Regions from separate parts of the Homo sapiens genome. Here region 2 is linked to region 1. Evidence: read pairs that join two places in POLR2A ChIA-PET (ENCODE). Cell type or tissue: PC-9. All regions are shown on one strand. Links, peaks and the distances in the headings refer to the core of each region. The heading gives the core; the rest is flanking DNA. Region 1 has its middle 31 kb from the start of CCDC80. Region 2 has its middle 24 kb from the start of CD200R1L-AS1.

Region 1 (8,340 bases), core at 176-8,175:
AGAATGAGTGAAGGAGAATAGACAAAACAAAACCACAAGCACAACACGAAGGGAAAAATAGTGACACCTTTAACTGATGAGAAATAAACCAGAGAATCCGTGAGGGCCATTTTATACAAACATGTAAATGAATATTAACTCCTCAAGTTCAATAACTAACAGTGAGTTATAGGAAATACCTTGCAATGACCAACCATGCACAGAATACTGCATGTTTTCTTTGCTCAGTTAGCCACATCAAAAGTGTTTTCTACAAACTGCTAATGAAAGAAACACATGAGTACAGGCTAAGCATGCTTAGAAATCTCTATGATCTCTCAATCTCCATCTTCCTGGCATAAAGATGTTTCTGTGGGGATTGAAGCAGCAGACACACGTTTACACATTTATGCGTACATATATATACATATATATATGTCTCCATTATCAGAAATTCTTCTAGAAATTTTGTGAATTGCTGAGAAGAATGCTCATAATTTTAAGATAATGCTAAAGATACTAGAGAAGAAAAATTAGGAAGTTAGCAACAATCAATAAGTGGGTTTGACTGGTATTGAATGAGGGATGGTAGACATAAATAGCTCACAAAATCCTTACAAAAGAACCTGAAATACCAAGAAGAGTATTTTTCCAAAATTTGGGATTTGACAAAATGAAGACTAAAGATCCTTATAAATAGATAAATTGTCAATTAGCAAGTAGTTGAGATCTCACAATTCCTTAATATCTGGAAATTTAGAAACACTGAGCTATTTGGTGGTGTAGCCCCTATAATTTCATTTTTTAATGATAATTTATATTGTTTCTCACACAGCACTCTTGCTTTTATTAAAAATAAAATTTCTGCAATTTAAAAGTAGTTCCTAAAAACTGATTCAGACCCAAGAGACTTGAAGAGAGTGTATGTACCTAAAGGGGTCCATGCAAAGGTTATATCACATTATCACTTCATCATCGACCTATCCTGGGGAAATCACGAGGGGGTTAACCTCTATAGCTAATTCCTCTCTCAGGGTCGATCCCTCAGTTCTAGCTCTTCATCCGTAGCTTCCTGGCCTTCTTTCCTTAGGCATTCCTAGCCCCTACTGTGGTGCTCTGCCCTGCCCTCAAAATCTCCATTCCTGTGTGCTTTGTGTACTCCAAGGGGACAGTTAGCCAATAGGATTCCTCCATCTTCACGATGGTGCTCATGAAGCCTCAGGTCTTTAAGGGTCTTTCTTCCCATTCCCCTAAGTGTTGAGGACTTCTGGAGAGCGTGCCTCTGCCTTTGGTTGTCTAATGCAAACGAGGGACTATAGGACAAGGAAAGAGGATCTTTTCTGAAGAAATGCCAGTCAGAAAGGGATCCACACTCAGTCATCCCATGGTTTCCTCTCCTTCTCTTTTATCTCCCCAGATGCATGTGGCCACCATCCCCTGGCCCCAAGTACCTTCAGATCCTCATAGGTATCTTGTCTTAGGTTAAGTTTTTTTTTTTTTTTTTGAGTCAGAGTCTCACTCTGTCGTCCAGGCTGGAGTGCAGTGGCGCGATCTTGGCTCACTGCAAGCTCTGCCTCCCAGGTTCACGCCATTCTCCTGCCTCAGCTTCCCGAGTAGCTGGGACTACAGGCGCCTGCCACCACGCCTGGCTAATTTTTTTGTATTTTTTTTAGTAGAGACGGGGGTTTCACCGTGTTAGCCAGGATGGTCTCGATCTCCTGACCTCGTGATCCACACATCTTGGCCTCCCAAAGTGCTGGGATTACAGGTGTGAGCCACCTCGCCTAGCCATCTTAGGTTAAGTTTTCATTTCTCCCTTTGATAAGCTGAGAGCAGTTGGGATTTTCCAAGAGAATATTTAAGAGGAAACTGTGGGAATACTAATGGGAAGAGACAGGCTAAAAGGAAAACATGCCCTTTCTCAGAAAGACTCAGATCTGAATGCAAATGGTTTGGACTGGGTTGTCTTACTGTTGTGGGAATCTGGCCTCCTGGATCCTTTCCCATATAATTATCTCTGGGGACTAATGTTTGCAAGCCCCTTTTCAGTCCCCCATTGACCATCCTTCTCTTTTTCCATATCTACGAAGGAGTTGTGTTTGCTTTTCCTGATGGGCAATGGGACTCAGTAAATAATGAGCCATCTTCAGGTAAAGAGAGACCTCAGATTTCCAAGGAAAGAGAGAAATGTAACAAACTGAATTCCATATTACGGTAAAGGGTAAAGGGGTGCTTTTCAATGCTCTAGTAATAGGAATTTGGGATCCTTGGCTACAGACAGACTAATAATGGTGCATATATGTCTAGGCAGGCAGGGCTCCTGAGATTAGGCACTTGTCCATACCATGTATGAGTACATGATGTCTGATGCCTAGCCACCTTACTTGGCAGAACAGAAAAACACAGAGACCAAGGAGTCCACAATGTGGGTCATTCTCTAACCTCCTTCCAAGATACATTGGAATCCCCTGCTAGCAGAGATATTTGTGAGCATGAAAATGGCCCTCAAGTACAAGCTGCAGAAGAGAGGAGGAAAGGAAGTAGTAGACCTGGATATTCTAACCCAGATGACAATTTGTAATTCTAGTTTCAGGATTGAGAGTCTTTGAGAAAGTGCATTGGAACAGGAATTGGTATGCCTGGGTTTTAGGTCTGGTTCCTTATTTTCTTGCTTTACCTCTCTGGGTGTTGGTAGTCTTAAGTCCAATATGAAAAAGACTGAACTAGTTGGTTTTTAAGTACTTTCAGCCAATGCTTCTCAAATTGTGTATGGTGAAGTTCTAGTTTTGTTTTTGTTTTATGTACATTTGGTTGCAGACTAGTTCTTTCGTACAACACAATAAAAATAATTGCCAGAAAAGCAAGCACATGCCTAGATGTCACAGAAACACCAAACTGCTACGAAAGTTTCTAAATATTCCTGTCAATACCTGTCCTTATCTTGTCACAGACTGCAGCACCAGTTCTTGGGTCACATGTTGAATAACATTGCTTAGAATTCCAGCCTTCTGAGTATAAGTTGTGAATCTGGCCAACATGGTGAAACCCTGTCTCTACTAAAATACAAAAGATTAGCCGGGCATGGTGGCGTGTGCCTGTAGTCCCAGCTACTCAATTAAAGGCTGAGGCAGGGGAGTCGCTTGAACCCGGGAGACAGGTTGCAGTGAGCTGAGATCACGCCACTGCACTCCAGCCTGGAGACAGAGCAAGACAAAAAACAAAACAAAACAAAAAAAACCACAGACAAACGAACACAAAACCATAAAAGTACAACGCCTTGCAATTCACTTGCAAGAAAAATTGACATCAGTGTAGTATATGTGAAAAAGACTAGGTTGGTCTGTGTATCTGTTTCAGTGGCTCAAGCCACACCTGGGATGTCTACTGAGTTATGGAATAAAACAGTGTCATAAACTATTATAATACAATTTTTGTATAGTTTTTTTTTTCTTTTTTTTGAGACGGAGTCTTGCTATGTCACCCAGGCTAGAGTGCAGTGGCACGATCTCAGCTCACTGCAACCTCCACCTCCTGGGTTCAGTTGGCTAATTTTGTATTTTTAGTAGAGACATGCCTCACCATGTTGGTCAGGCTGGTCTTGAACTCTTGACCTCGAGCAATCTACCCACCTTGGCCTCCCAAAGTGCTGGGATTACAGGCATGAGCCACCACGCCCAGCCACTCCTTTCTTTTTGAAGTAGAGAAAACAAAAACAAATTCTATCTTCAGCTGGGCCTGCTGCTACAAAATGGAATACACACTGTGTTCAAGGCACTGGGCTGAAACATTCACAGTCACTGTCTTACTTAATACTCACACAAGGCTATGAGGAAGACATGATTATTGTCTCCACTTTACAGATGAACAAATTGAAACTTAGAGAGGTTACAAAACTGGCACAGTTCCGAAAAATGGAGGTTCTATGATGCAAACACAGGCTCGACTAACTTCAACATGTGTAATATAATCATTATGCTGTATTATAATTCATAATTACATTTATGGACAACAATAGCTATCTACCAAAATTATGCTCTGTGGTACAATGGAATATTTGCCCTAAATTAGGTCACAGTCTGGAGGGAAAGACAAGTATGTAACAAAAAAGACGGTCAAAGATTGCTGGGAGAACAGAGAAAAGAGAACACCTAACTCTTCCTGGAGGGAATCAGAGAAAGTGCCACATAGGAGGAAACTCGTGAGCTAATGTTTGGGGAATTAGTGGACATTAGCCAGGCAGAAAAAGCTGGTGGTCATTCCTGGCAAAGGAATGCAAAGGCAGGAAGGCTTAAGAGAATCTGGCACATTGCAGAACAGTAAATTCTTTCCATAGTCAGGGTGTAAGATATGGAATTTTGAATACTGAATGGAGGAGACATAAGAGACATGATGGGGAGAAAAGGCAGAAGGCAGAACACGGAGAACTTTGCACGCTATGCTAAGGACTTTGGACTTTTTCCAAGTGTAGCAAAAAAAAAAAAAGCCATTGAAGGAGTGTCTGTAACATGATCACATTTGTGTCTTAGATAACTTTAAGAATGGATTAGAGGATTGTGTAAGGCTTAGGGCCTTGGGTAGAAAAATTGCAATAGTTCATGACACCATTTTATTTCATAACTCAGTAGACATCTCAGGTGTGGCTTGAGCCACAGAAACAGAAACACAGGCCAACCTAGTCTTTTTCACATCTTTCAGAGTTGAAGGTCTAGAACCACCCAGATCTCCTCAGGCCACTCACTCATTCGCTAATTTCTTAATTCAATAGACAGCAATTTGACATTTGTTTTTCAAGTGCTAAGATCAGACTTAGAGCAAACTCTTACCATTCAGTTTTTCACAAGACAAACCCACATCCTCTAAACTAAGTCAGATTGAACAGGCTCTTCCCCCTAAGTAGTAGAGGTGTAAAGTTATCATTATGCATGTCTCTCTCTGCCCTCCACTCCCTAGCAGTTACCTTTGTGCATCCATCTTACTACCAGAATCCCACCAGGAACACCAGTCATATGGGTCTATGCAGAGTCCCTGCATTCTAGATAATTACATGTGGTGTCAGAGTGCTGAGCTACCCTTAGGCCAAAGCTCCGCAGAGATTTCTGCAGAGGGACTGCCCACTATTGTGGGAGAAGTGCTGAACAGGGTGAAAACTGCATTGACTGAAAGATGTCAGTATCTTTCCCTAGCAGACCAATTTTCAGAAAGATAAAAATTCTTGTGTGGTTTGTAGAGACATTTCAAATAAAACCCACATCGTATCCACAAAGGAAGTTATTTGTTTCAGGCTCACCCATCCAGACAAGATGAAAATTTTGCCTTCTTGCTTGCATAGATTCTTGCACTGGATTCTTCAGTGTAAGAACAGGAACCAACACATCATACCAAAATACTTTATTTTTTGCCATGCTTTTCTTTCCGGATTCTACATAGTTGCTATCTTCAATAGTCTCAATAACAAAAATTTGCTTGAGGATCTATTGTGTGCAAAGCACTCAACAGGACACAGAAAAAAAAAATGTGTGAAGAGCATTACTGTCTGTGAGATCAGTCTAACTGAGACAGGAAAAAAGGTTCATAAGAAAAAATAAATAACACATGGAATATATTATGTTTTAAGTACAAGGTACCGGTAATGATTTCACATGAGGAAGAAATTCGTCTGAATTGACAGGACAGGGAGGATTAAATTATCAGAGAGAACAATCCTGGAGGGGCTCACAGATGAATAGTATAAACACAAGGATTGGAAGATAATATTTAACATTCACACTACATTGCTAAACTGTTCTAGGCACTGTATGCATCTTAATTTATTTTATTCCTTATATCCTTATGAGATAAGTTCTAAATGATCTCTTATATTAAAGATGGGGCGAATACAGCACAGAGATTGAGTGATTTGCCCAATGTCATATGGAGCTAAGAGGCTGTTAAGCACTCTTCTATATAACACAGCATAAAACGTGTGAACAACAGGCAGGCTTCATCCAGAGGCAGTAGGAGAGAGTAGGGGTGGGCGATGGTGTGCGTGGGGCAGATGGCAAGATCTGAAGGGAGCGGGGACATGCACAGAATTGCCCCCCAAACCCTGATATTCTCAAGGTGTGTGACAGCCTGAAAGCCATTCACTTCTGAATTTTAAGAATCAGCTCATTTTATATTTAAAAACATAGGTAATTTCAAAAGTCAGAACTCAAGTGGTGCAATTTTCCATAATCACAGAGTGCAGTGTTATTGGGATTCAAGGGGAAACTGGGGTAAGTGGTATTTTGTGTATCTACAAAAATGAATATTAATATGGCCTTCAATTGTTAAAATTTACTAATTAGTATTTCTCTAGAATTAGTACTTACAGAGCTGACTGACATTTGTGTGAACATCAATTTTAATTAAAAAACAATCGTGAAGGTTATTTGGCCTCTTAATTTATCCTTTTCTCTGGAATTGTTTCTTGCTCCTTCCTCTTTCTGCCAAAAGCCAGAGACAGTAAGCAGTGACATCCTGAACAGGTCATTCCAATGCTCATCACAGTCCCACTTGGGTGGAAATGTGGAGTCAGCTCGCCTCCTCCCCACTCTAGTCAAAGGACACTGCATCTGGTTTAAGGAGAGGAGAGAAGAGTAGAGGGATGTGGCAGAATGGTGACATGGTTGGCATTTTAGGAAGGGAAATCTTTTGTAATCAAAGAATAAACCTCAGTTGAGTTGACACTATCTATTCTGGAACAAATTCACCAAACTCTTTTCCACCCCAAAACATGTTACGAAAACAATGATCTCATTTGAAGGGGCAGAGAATGGTTAGATGAAGACTTCATCAGACAAGGTTACTGAAAAGGAAAAAAAAAATAAATCAACATCTGAGTTTTGTAAGTGCCTTAAAAAAAGTTGCTGAGAGGAAAACCAATAACTCTCTCCTCTCTACTCTTCCTCTAGCTCTAATTCAAACATCACACAAAATCCACACTCTTATTTTGAGATTTCGTTTTCTTCTATAGTCTTGTTCCTCTTCCCCTTCCTGAAGTTTTTAATATTTTGAAAACTTTTCCGTCATATGACATTCATTTTCACACCTTCGACAGCTTATGTATTTCTGAGTCCTTTTAGTGAGCCCAGGTCTCCCAGACAAGCCTCACTTCAGGATAAAGTGGGGAGGCAGGTTCTTGCCAGGCATGACACAAAATGTCTTTTTTCTTATTGGTTGAACAGAGCCTTTCTACATTAGTCCCACAGTGCTGTGGAGTCCAGGAAAGGCATGATCAAGAACAGGGCCAATCAGGAGTTATAAACAATGTTCCAGACTGCTTAGAGGAGACCCCTCTATGCGGCCTCAACTCCCCAGGACCAGAGAGGGAATGTGCCTTTCCCATCCTCTCCTTGTCTCTGAATAATAGGTGATATTTATTTAAGGTACTCATACTGAAGCCTCCATTTGTAATTGTTCAGATCCCTCTGGAAATAATTTTTAAAAACATAAAATTGTACAAAGTTCCCTGGTGGAAAAAAAAACATATCAGGTACTTAATTGCTTAAAATAAATCTTTATTGAATAGATGAAAGCAATAACTTCTGGCATGCAGAGTAGAAACAGAAGCAGTATGATTCTCAGGAGAAGTGAAGTGTCAAAGGAGGACCTGGAGATCGCAAGGGAAGAGGGAGTGGTGTTGTTGGGGGAGCCCGGCACGGAGCGTGATTTGCTCCTTGGAAAGTCAGAGGTGATGGGTGTTTCTCATCTGGGCAGAGAAACAAACACAAGGAGTCAGGATCTGCGGCTTCCTGGGTGGAAACAGGGCCAGACAAGACAGTTCAGACGGGACTAGAAAAGGAAGCAGAGGGGAAGCAATTGGCAAAAGGTTTTCCAATAGTCAGAGATGGTAACAAGCTGGTCCCAGATGCTTGGACCCAAATACTTAGAGCAATAAGTTGACTTCATAAGGTAAATTGTAAACTAGACAGTGCTGAGCCATATCTAATTTATACTTTAGGTGTCCTCATGATTTTCTAGAAAAAAATTACTATAAATTTTAATTATTTTGGTTATTTTCCAGTTTTCTTCAATGTTTCTTGTTAAATTTTAATTTGAATCTCTTTTCCTAAAGCCACCTTGTAAATGAGTCTTTATTTTGAGATTTTTTTTTTCTTCCATTTATTTGCTGAATTTAATCAATACTCTTCATTTCTTCCTGGCTGGCTTTTGTTTGTTTATTTTTTGGTCCACTTGGGTTTTTGTTTTTCAATTTTTCATTCACTTCAAATACAGGTAAGTAAGGCTTGAAAGAGATGGGTATTTGTAGAAGCCACAGCCTGGCAGAGAAAGGAGCATCTGCAAAGGCACTGAGGCAGGAGCAAACCTATCTTATTTGAG
Region 2 (8,340 bases), core at 268-8,267, 110 kb after region 1:
GCCACCACGCTCATCTAATTTTTGTATTTTTAGTAGAGACAGGTTTTCACTGTGTTTGCCACTGTTCTTGAACTCCTGACCTCGTGATCCACCCACCTCGGCCTCGGAAAGTGCTGGGATTACAAGCGTGAGCCACCACGCCCAGCCACAGGTGGCTATTTCTACAAATAAAACCAGTGGTTGCCAGGACAATTAATAGAGGTGTTCTGTAAACCACAGGGCTAAACCTCTGTGCCAGGACCTGAGTCAAGTGCAAGATCAGCTGATAACTTGCAGAGTTGCTTCCTCTCTGACCTGCTTCTCTGCACATCTGTGAAATGGAAGGAAATGAGCTTATATCATGAGGTGGAATAAAACACTAACTAGAATGTACACCTATTGCAGGACTCTGCTGCTCACTGAATGGAGTCCTCAAGAGAAAGAGAATGAATGTGCCTTCTCTGATCCTCCCTAAAGTAGAAATGAAGCTTTAAATCTAGTTTCATAAAAAAAATTATTGTGGGGTGCAGGATATGAACATCAGGAGGAGAGAGCAGAATTAAGCACATCATTAATTCATGGTGTCCAGTCATCATCACTCTGGGCAAGGCTCTTTCTCGTTTTGTTTGCTCTTTTTTGTTTTATGTGAGTCATCCCTGACTTCTACTTGCCCCCAACCTCCCCGCAATACGTGCTCACTGAGTGTTCTTGGGTGTGTGTATATAGCAATACATTTGAAATTTTATGATGTTGCATTATCTCTGTCTATTCTCTATATATAAATGGTAGTAACTATAAAGCTCATTCTTTCTCTTCCTTTTTCACTCAGCATTATGCTTTTAGAGTTGTCCAGAGCTTGACGCACACTGTTCCCTATTTACCTACCCATTCCCCAGCGGTGGACACAGAGGTAGAGCATCAAGCCTAATGGTTAAGGCTTCATCCACAGGAAGCAGGCTGCCTGGCATGACACCCTATTCACCAGCTGTGCGAACTTAGCCCATTTGCTACACCTCCCATGCCTCAGTTTTCTCATTTCTAAAGTGGAGATAGTAAGAGTATTGAGAAGATGTAAAGTGTTTAGCACACATAAGCATCTAGCAAGTGTTAGCCATCAGCATCTGTATCATCGTTTTTATTCCCACACCCAGTGCCGCAATGAACACCCTCATACACATCCTTTTATGGGTCCATGCCTGGGTTTGTCTGGGGTGTAGGCTCTAGAAAGGGGTGGTTGGGTCACAGGGTGTAGACACACTTCATTTCACCATGTACTGCCAAATTGCTCTCCAGAATGACTACCCCAGTCTACAATCCCACCATCAGGTCCTGAGCATTCCGGGAAAGGTTTTTGCAGCCAGAGAGAGCACAGATTTTTAACATCTCCCCTCCAGTTGCACTGACATCATCTGTCTGAGAGACTTCTGTCCAAGTTGGATGGAGAAACAGCTCTAAGACACGTGGCTGATTTAGCAGTCTGTGCTATTCTGCACTCTAGAGCCCTAAGCCCTGTGGGGATTATGAAACAAGGGGGAATCAGAATCACCCTAATGGGGAGGAGAGCTTCAACGTGCCTCCCCAGGGGCTTCTGACCTCCACACTCTAGAAGGATGTGGACCTCTAGTTCATTCCCTGTGGGTAAAATCCCTGCCTCTGGGAAGCATTGTCACTGATGGATGATGTCAGCCCAGGACAAAAGGCAGAGAACCACGAAGGGAGGACAGCCCTTCAGTGGCTCAAGGCCCTGGAGAAGCTGGAAGATGATGATGCAACTTGATGGGTCAGGGGCACTGAATGTCCCTTATTCCAGAAAATTATTCTATTGTCAAAGATCTCTCCACAGCCTGGAATACCAGAAATGCCACTATTTAACTCATTCTTTAGAATTAAGCCCACATTTTCTCTGGAAGACCATGCACTATCAACAGTTACCTTGGAGGGCTCTGGGCTCAATGCCTGTTAGTACCAGAGAGTGTAAAAGATCTAAGCAGTAGTCACTGAAGAACTTGGACATCTGATAATTCTTTGGTAGGTGAAGCAGGAGATGTGTGTCTCAGGCTCCCTGGGGATGATGAATATAGCTCCGGGAGAGATGCGGAGGCTCATGTAAGTGTACCATCTAAATCCAGTCTGGCATCCACATCATACTCCGTTTTATGAGAGGCAAGTCAGTAAAATTTTGTTTCCTCTGTGTATGTCTGTCTCATAAGAGTTCATTAAACTTCAAAGGCAGAAGCCATGCAATTCACCCATTGCCTCACCCACTGGTGAGCTGTTTCTTACTTGGTCATCCTCCCCTTCTAAAAGGTAACGCTCTGGCTCCCAATTGTGCTGAAGCTGCTAGGAAGTGAAATTGACACTTGGATATATGAAGGTTTGTAGCCCCCAGGGATGAGAAGCAGAGAAAGAAACTCTGAATCAGGTGATGAGCAAGCAGCTTCCTGCCTAGTGAAGCAACAATCACGTGATGCTGATGGACTCTAGGCTTTCACACTCTGGTCTCAGACCTGTCTGCTAAGTATTCAAATTTTTGGATGCTAGAGAAGATAGTGAAAAAAGATTTATATTGGCATAGCAATAGATCACCAATTTAAAATATTGTTTATTTTTCATTACTTTTTATTCCATGTAATTTTTTCGGTACAGCAATAAGCTGACATCTAGCAACAGATATTTGTTGATGAGTGAGAAGTCAGTGAAGGACAGGGCTCCTCACTTAGTTCTCAGATCTCACTAAGGCTTGAGACCACTCTCACTTTCCCACATGGCCATTGATACCATAAGGTAAATATTGATTAAAATTAAAGAAATGGGCCAGGCGCAGTGGCTCACACCTGTAATCCTAGCACTTTGGGAGGTGAGGGTGGGCGGATCACGAGGTCAGGAGTTCAAGACCAGTCTGGCCAACATGGTGAAGCCCTGCGTCTACTAAAAATACAAAAAAATTAGCTGGGCGTGGTGGTGGTAGTCCCAGCTACTCAGGAGGCTGAGGCAGGATGATTGTTTGAACTGGGGAGGCAGAGGTTGCAGTGAGCCGAGATGGCACCATTGCACTCCAGCCTGGGCAAAAAGAGCAAAACTCTGTCTCAAAAAAAAAAAAATTAAAGAAATGTTGAAATCTGATACAAACATCTCAGCTGGAGGGTGGTTAAGCTACGGTTGAAGCATTAGTCTGATGTGTGGCAGGATGGGAATCCGAGGGGCCTGAAGCCTGGGCCAACAGCTGGCTCAAGAGAGAGAGAGATCAAGGTCCTGTGAAGACCAGGGTTAGAAAGTGGGTCAGCCTAAGAAACAATGATGCTTACAATGAACCCCTTAGAGAAGGCAGGGACTGATGTTGCAAAGGCAAGGATGATTTAAACAAGGAGCATCTGATGGAAGAGTGGAAGAGACAGGTTGAAAGGTGACAGTGGTGCTGGGTTTAGGGACAGGGATCTGGTGTGCAGGCAGTGGGGGGTGCTGAGATGAGTAAAATAACAAGGAATAAAAGAAGTAAAGGCTTGAGATCTGGGTCTAGAAGGAACTCTGTTACAGTTTCCCCTTACCCATGTTTTCTCCCTTTACAGCATATTCCATCCCCATCTCCTCCTCCCACTCCTGCGTACAGGCAGCAGGGCTCAAGCTAGACCCTATGGCATCCAGAGGAGGGCATCTGCTGGGGGTTTGTCTCTCCAATTTGGTGTCAAATTGGTATTAATGAGTGTCCTTTTCTCTACCTTCTGGAACCATGCCCTGCTGGATTCAAGCCTCTGTGGCCCTCCAAGTGAGGCCCCTAAACCCATCCAAAGGTTTTCCCTGCCCCAGAATAGACAGGCCCAAGAAGAGAAGTTTACCCAATCTTGCCCACCTATCTAAGTCCTGGACCCAATCACTCTGGCCTCTAATCTGTCTCTGACTTTGACCCCCAGCTCTAAAAACTGCGCCAGATTCTTCACTCAAAAACATTTATGGACCGTCTACTATGAAACAGGCATGCTCATCCTTCCTGGAGATACAGTTGTGAACAAGACTCTGTCCCTATGGTCATGGAGACTATTGCCTAGTGAGAGACAGAATTCAGTAAAAAGGCAATTTCAGGAAGATGTGATAAATACTGGGATGGGGAAGTGGGAACACTTAGGAGGGCAGGGGGAGGCAGAGTGGGGCAGAAAAGACTTCCTAGAGGAAGTGAGAGCTAAATCCAGATGCAAAGGACCAGTAGAAGTGAACCAAGCAAAGAAGAGGTCTGTGGGTGTGGGCAGGGCAGTGATTTTGGAGGAAGGAATGGCAAGTTCAATAGCTCAAAGGCTAAAGTGTAGGACAGGTTCAAGGATCTGAAGATAATATGGCTGAACCCAGAGGATCATGGAGATGGGGCTGGAAATGTGATGGCTTCCTAGATCGCTGTGTGAAAAAGTGTGTCCACTGAGCATCCAGGCTTGGAAAGAAAAAAAGAGTCATATCTGCCCTGGATTGTACTATAAATTTCTTGAAAATAAAAACTGTGCTTATTCATCTCTGCATCCCCAGTGCCTTGCAAAGTAGGCACAGTAATCTGTCAATAAACTTTCTTTCAAGGGTTCAATTATTGCATGGGCTGGCTAATAGCTTTTCTCTGCCTACAATTCCATATGATGAATCACTGCAATGCCAGTGTTACGGTTGCATAGTAAGTATTAGAGCAAACGCTGGTCTCAGTCAGGTGGTAGTGGTATGTTAAGAATACACAGACTAAAACAAAGATATTCTACATTCTATACACTCAATACATTCCAAGAGGGATTAAAGATATATCAGGATCCCCCCGCCACCACATAGTACTACACGTGGACACGTTTGATTTATATGTCTCTTTTCTTCTTCAGAAGTTCTTTTTCTACCCCAATTTGAAATGTTTTATAAAAATTTTTTGAGGTTATTGCAGTTTTGTAGCAGTAATATGGTAATGACTCACCTATATTTCACAATAAATTACTGTAAAAAGCAACACCCACAAGCTTGCCAATGAATTCCTCAGTTATCCTCTCTATGACCTATGAAAATAGCAATGTTTTCTTTAATCATCAGCATAGAGATTACTGAAGACTTTGTCTACAATTTTAAAAAACATAATTCAGCACTAAAATAATATAACAGAATTGGATTATCTTAGATTTTAATCTCTAAACACAAATTCCAGATTATGTCAAAACATATAAGTATTCCTGAGTTACTATTAGGGTCATAGAAGAAAACATATTTCTAATAGGTTCTAGGAAAGTGATGAAAATGAGGTAGTATTCCATAAATAGAGGAAAATGTAAATTGGGGTAACAGTAAGGCTTTGGATTTAAGTGACAATTGCTCCTGACCTTCTCAAAGAATGATTACCCACAAGCTCAGGCTACCCTGCTTAAAATTCTGCAAGTCAAGCTGGTTTATTCAGGATACAGCAGGTAGGATGTATCTGAGGAATCTCACTCTGAACTTATTGTGGCTACTGGTTAGGATAGGAATAGGGTGAAAGATGAGGCCTGGCTCATTTGGAGTTAATGGTGAAATATAAGAGGAAAGGGATGGAGTTAATGGTGAAATATAAGAGGAAAAGGATGGAAATATATTAAAAGCTGGTGAAATATAAGAGGAAAGGGATGGATATTCAAGCAAAAGGTCAGCAACACTTTGGTCTTTGCAACCAAGCAATTATCTTTATATAGCACCCCCTTCTTGGGAAAAAGAAACTGTGTTCAAAAGATCAAAATTTTAAATCAGAAGAATTACATGGTTAAGCATGAAATTAGTGTGAAGTCAATGATTAGAAATTCTTCAAGTATATTTTTATTTTACAGTAGCATATCTATTTTAAAAGCTATTTAATTCAGAAATGTTTAGATAAGGGATATGTTGATGGAAACTAATCAAACTTTAAAATTGCTGGTGCAAGCAGATTTATTTTCTTAAATCTTGAATGATTTTGCTGTTAACATGTTCTTTTCAGCAGTCCGGAACAAAATAAGTATATAAATTCTAACTTCAAATAACATAATTATTACTCTTTGAAAGCTAGAAAAACTGAATCAAGAAAACTTTCATGGCTTTTCCCTAGAGCCAGGAAAAGTGGAAGGTTCCCTAACTATGAGAAAGGCCAGCCTGACCTTTTCTGTGAGAAATAGAACCATGCAGATAGTAGTCAGATGAGGCTTCAGCTTCCAAGAGCCCTACCCTGAGTGTCCTATTTTAAATTGAGAACACTCCACCCTGAAACTTCCCATCCCAACCACTTTACTCTGTTTTTTTCCATAGCACTTACTTCCTTCTAATATGCTATTTACTTTTTATTGTCTGTCTCGGTTCACCAGAATGTAAGCTCTACAGAGGTTAAGGATTTTTTTTGCCAGTTTTGTTCGCTGATGTATCTCACCTTCCTAGAACAATGCCTGGTACATAGTAGATACTGAATTTGTCCTTATGTAATCAAAACTGGGAGACAATAGACTAAAGAAGGAAGTTCAGAGTATTAAGGACAAGTGCTAGTGATTCAAACTAAGTTATGAACAAATAGTGAAATATCTAACAGGGAGGGGCCAACAGTTAAAATTCAGTGAGGACCAGGATACCAAGCTGCTCAGAAGCTTTAAAGTCCAAAGTAAGTCAGCAAAGATTGAAAGTCCAGAAGACATTTAATTCTTTGGCAGACACTTTAGCTACCTACTCACTCTCCACTTCCCACTTTTACTCACCATCTGAAACCTTTATTTTGGTTATAATAACATTGTGCACCACTTCAGATGGGGATAAATGGACTAAGCCAATTATGACCATTCTTTTCCCCGTTTCTCAGCTGCTCAGTCCAGGCCAGTGAGAACTAAATAGAAGTCAACTGGGCACATTCTGGAAAATAGAAATTAGTTTTGCTGGTAAATGGAGACATAAATGATTGGCATAGCCTTTCCCTCTTCTTCCTACCTTGCGCATGGACATTAGAGCTGGAGCTGTCCCAGCCACCTCAGGTGCTCAGGGAAAGACCAAGAGAATTCTCTTTATTTAATTCACTGTACAGGTTATTTACCTGCTTGTTCCAAAATTTATTTTGGACCCTTACCTATAAATAAAATTTCCAAACTCCCTTGCCAACTGCCTCCAGCTAGATATGGTCATTGGCAGCACTAGGAGGAAATTGAGGAATAAGAGGAATGGAGAAGCCAGGGGATTTATCTTCCCTTCCTCTGCTTCCAGCAGTATCTCCAGTGTTGACATGGTCTTCTCCATAATCCCAGCCAATGCCAATGGGCCCTTTTCCATGGTCCCAGCTCCCACCAAGCAGCCATCTTACACATGTTACACATCCAGCTCCAGGTGACTCTGACTTCCAAGCTCTGGTACACACTATCTCCTTTCTTTGTCCCTTCAGTCCTGTGGGTGGTAGTGGCTTCCTGCTGTTACTAATCTTTAAGCTGCTAATCTTTAAGAAGCCCTATTTGGCTTCTCAGCTCTTCCAGTCTTTTTGTACCTCGTGCCCTGTATTAAATTATTTCTATTGGACACCTGGCACGAACTGAGCTTTCCTCTCTGGATCCTGATTTATACTACATCGTATTTGGCTTTTTCATTGCTTGACACAAACCACTCTTCAAATGGACTCAAACCTTAAGAAATAATTACAAATTCCTTATCTTGTGGACTGGTAGATTTTGTAAAGTCTATCCCCTTTTACAGGGTACTCATGGCCTCAGTGGGTAAGGAGAGAGTAAAGACAGCAAGTTGGTGTGGTTATATACGTGTGGATACATATACACACACATACATTTACATATATATACATATATAATCACATGGTTATATATGTCTTTACTATCTCCTTACCCACTGTGGTCATGAGCACCCTCTAAAAGCCATGGCTGCTCCCTGCCTGGGAGATTCCAAAATTTGACTCTTCCATGTTATACTTAGAACATATTTTCTTATTTTATCTCTGACTCGCTCCATCCCAATGGCTCTATACCCTGACTCACCCTTTCTGCCAAGCTCCTTAAGATAGATAACATATTTAGATAGCCTATCATCTCACCCCAAGATTTCCCCTCCTCAACTTCTCCCTTGGATATACTCACCTTCAGCCATAAAGCAAATGATGTACTATTCTACAGTTCACCAGTAGTCTCTTGGAACCAAAAACAGCCTGGACCTAAAAGCATCTGGCCTTCTACCCCTGCAAAGAAAGATCCAAACAGTATGTATGTGTGTATGTGTGTGCACATGTATTGCAGGATGAATTTAAAATTTCCTTCTTCTCATGGGTGCAGGACAGGATAGACACTTTGGAGGATAAACAAATTTATTATTTCAACCAATATATATTTAGCTTTTGCTTTGTGCTTATATGCAAGGGATACAGCAATGAAC

Evidence for each region. Peaks named below come from ENCODE experiments on the same cell type or tissue, not always from the same donor. Only the 100,000 strongest peaks of a DNase experiment are listed, where the experiment ranks them.
Region 2: POLR2A ChIA-PET joins it to region 1 with 17 read pairs; 3 of 35 experiments call an interaction of 5 or more read pairs at or near these places.

The regions. Positions count from the first base shown.
Region 1 is chr3:112,667,835-112,676,174 of GRCh38, forward strand. No RefSeq gene overlaps it. Among named protein-coding and RNA genes, the nearest start is that of CCDC80, 31 kb to the left of the region's middle. In PC-9, for the core only: no CTCF peak of the experiment used is centred there; a DNase peak (open chromatin) is centred at 4,237; H3K4me3 peaks cover 1,239 bases; H3K27ac peaks cover 4,894 bases.
Region 2 is chr3:112,773,860-112,782,199 of GRCh38, forward strand. No RefSeq gene overlaps it. Among named protein-coding and RNA genes, the nearest start is that of CD200R1L-AS1, 24 kb to the right of the region's middle. In PC-9, for the core only: no CTCF peak of the experiment used is centred there; DNase peaks (open chromatin) are centred at 622, 4,632, 4,942 and 6,332; H3K4me3 peaks cover 366 bases; H3K27ac peaks cover 6,832 bases.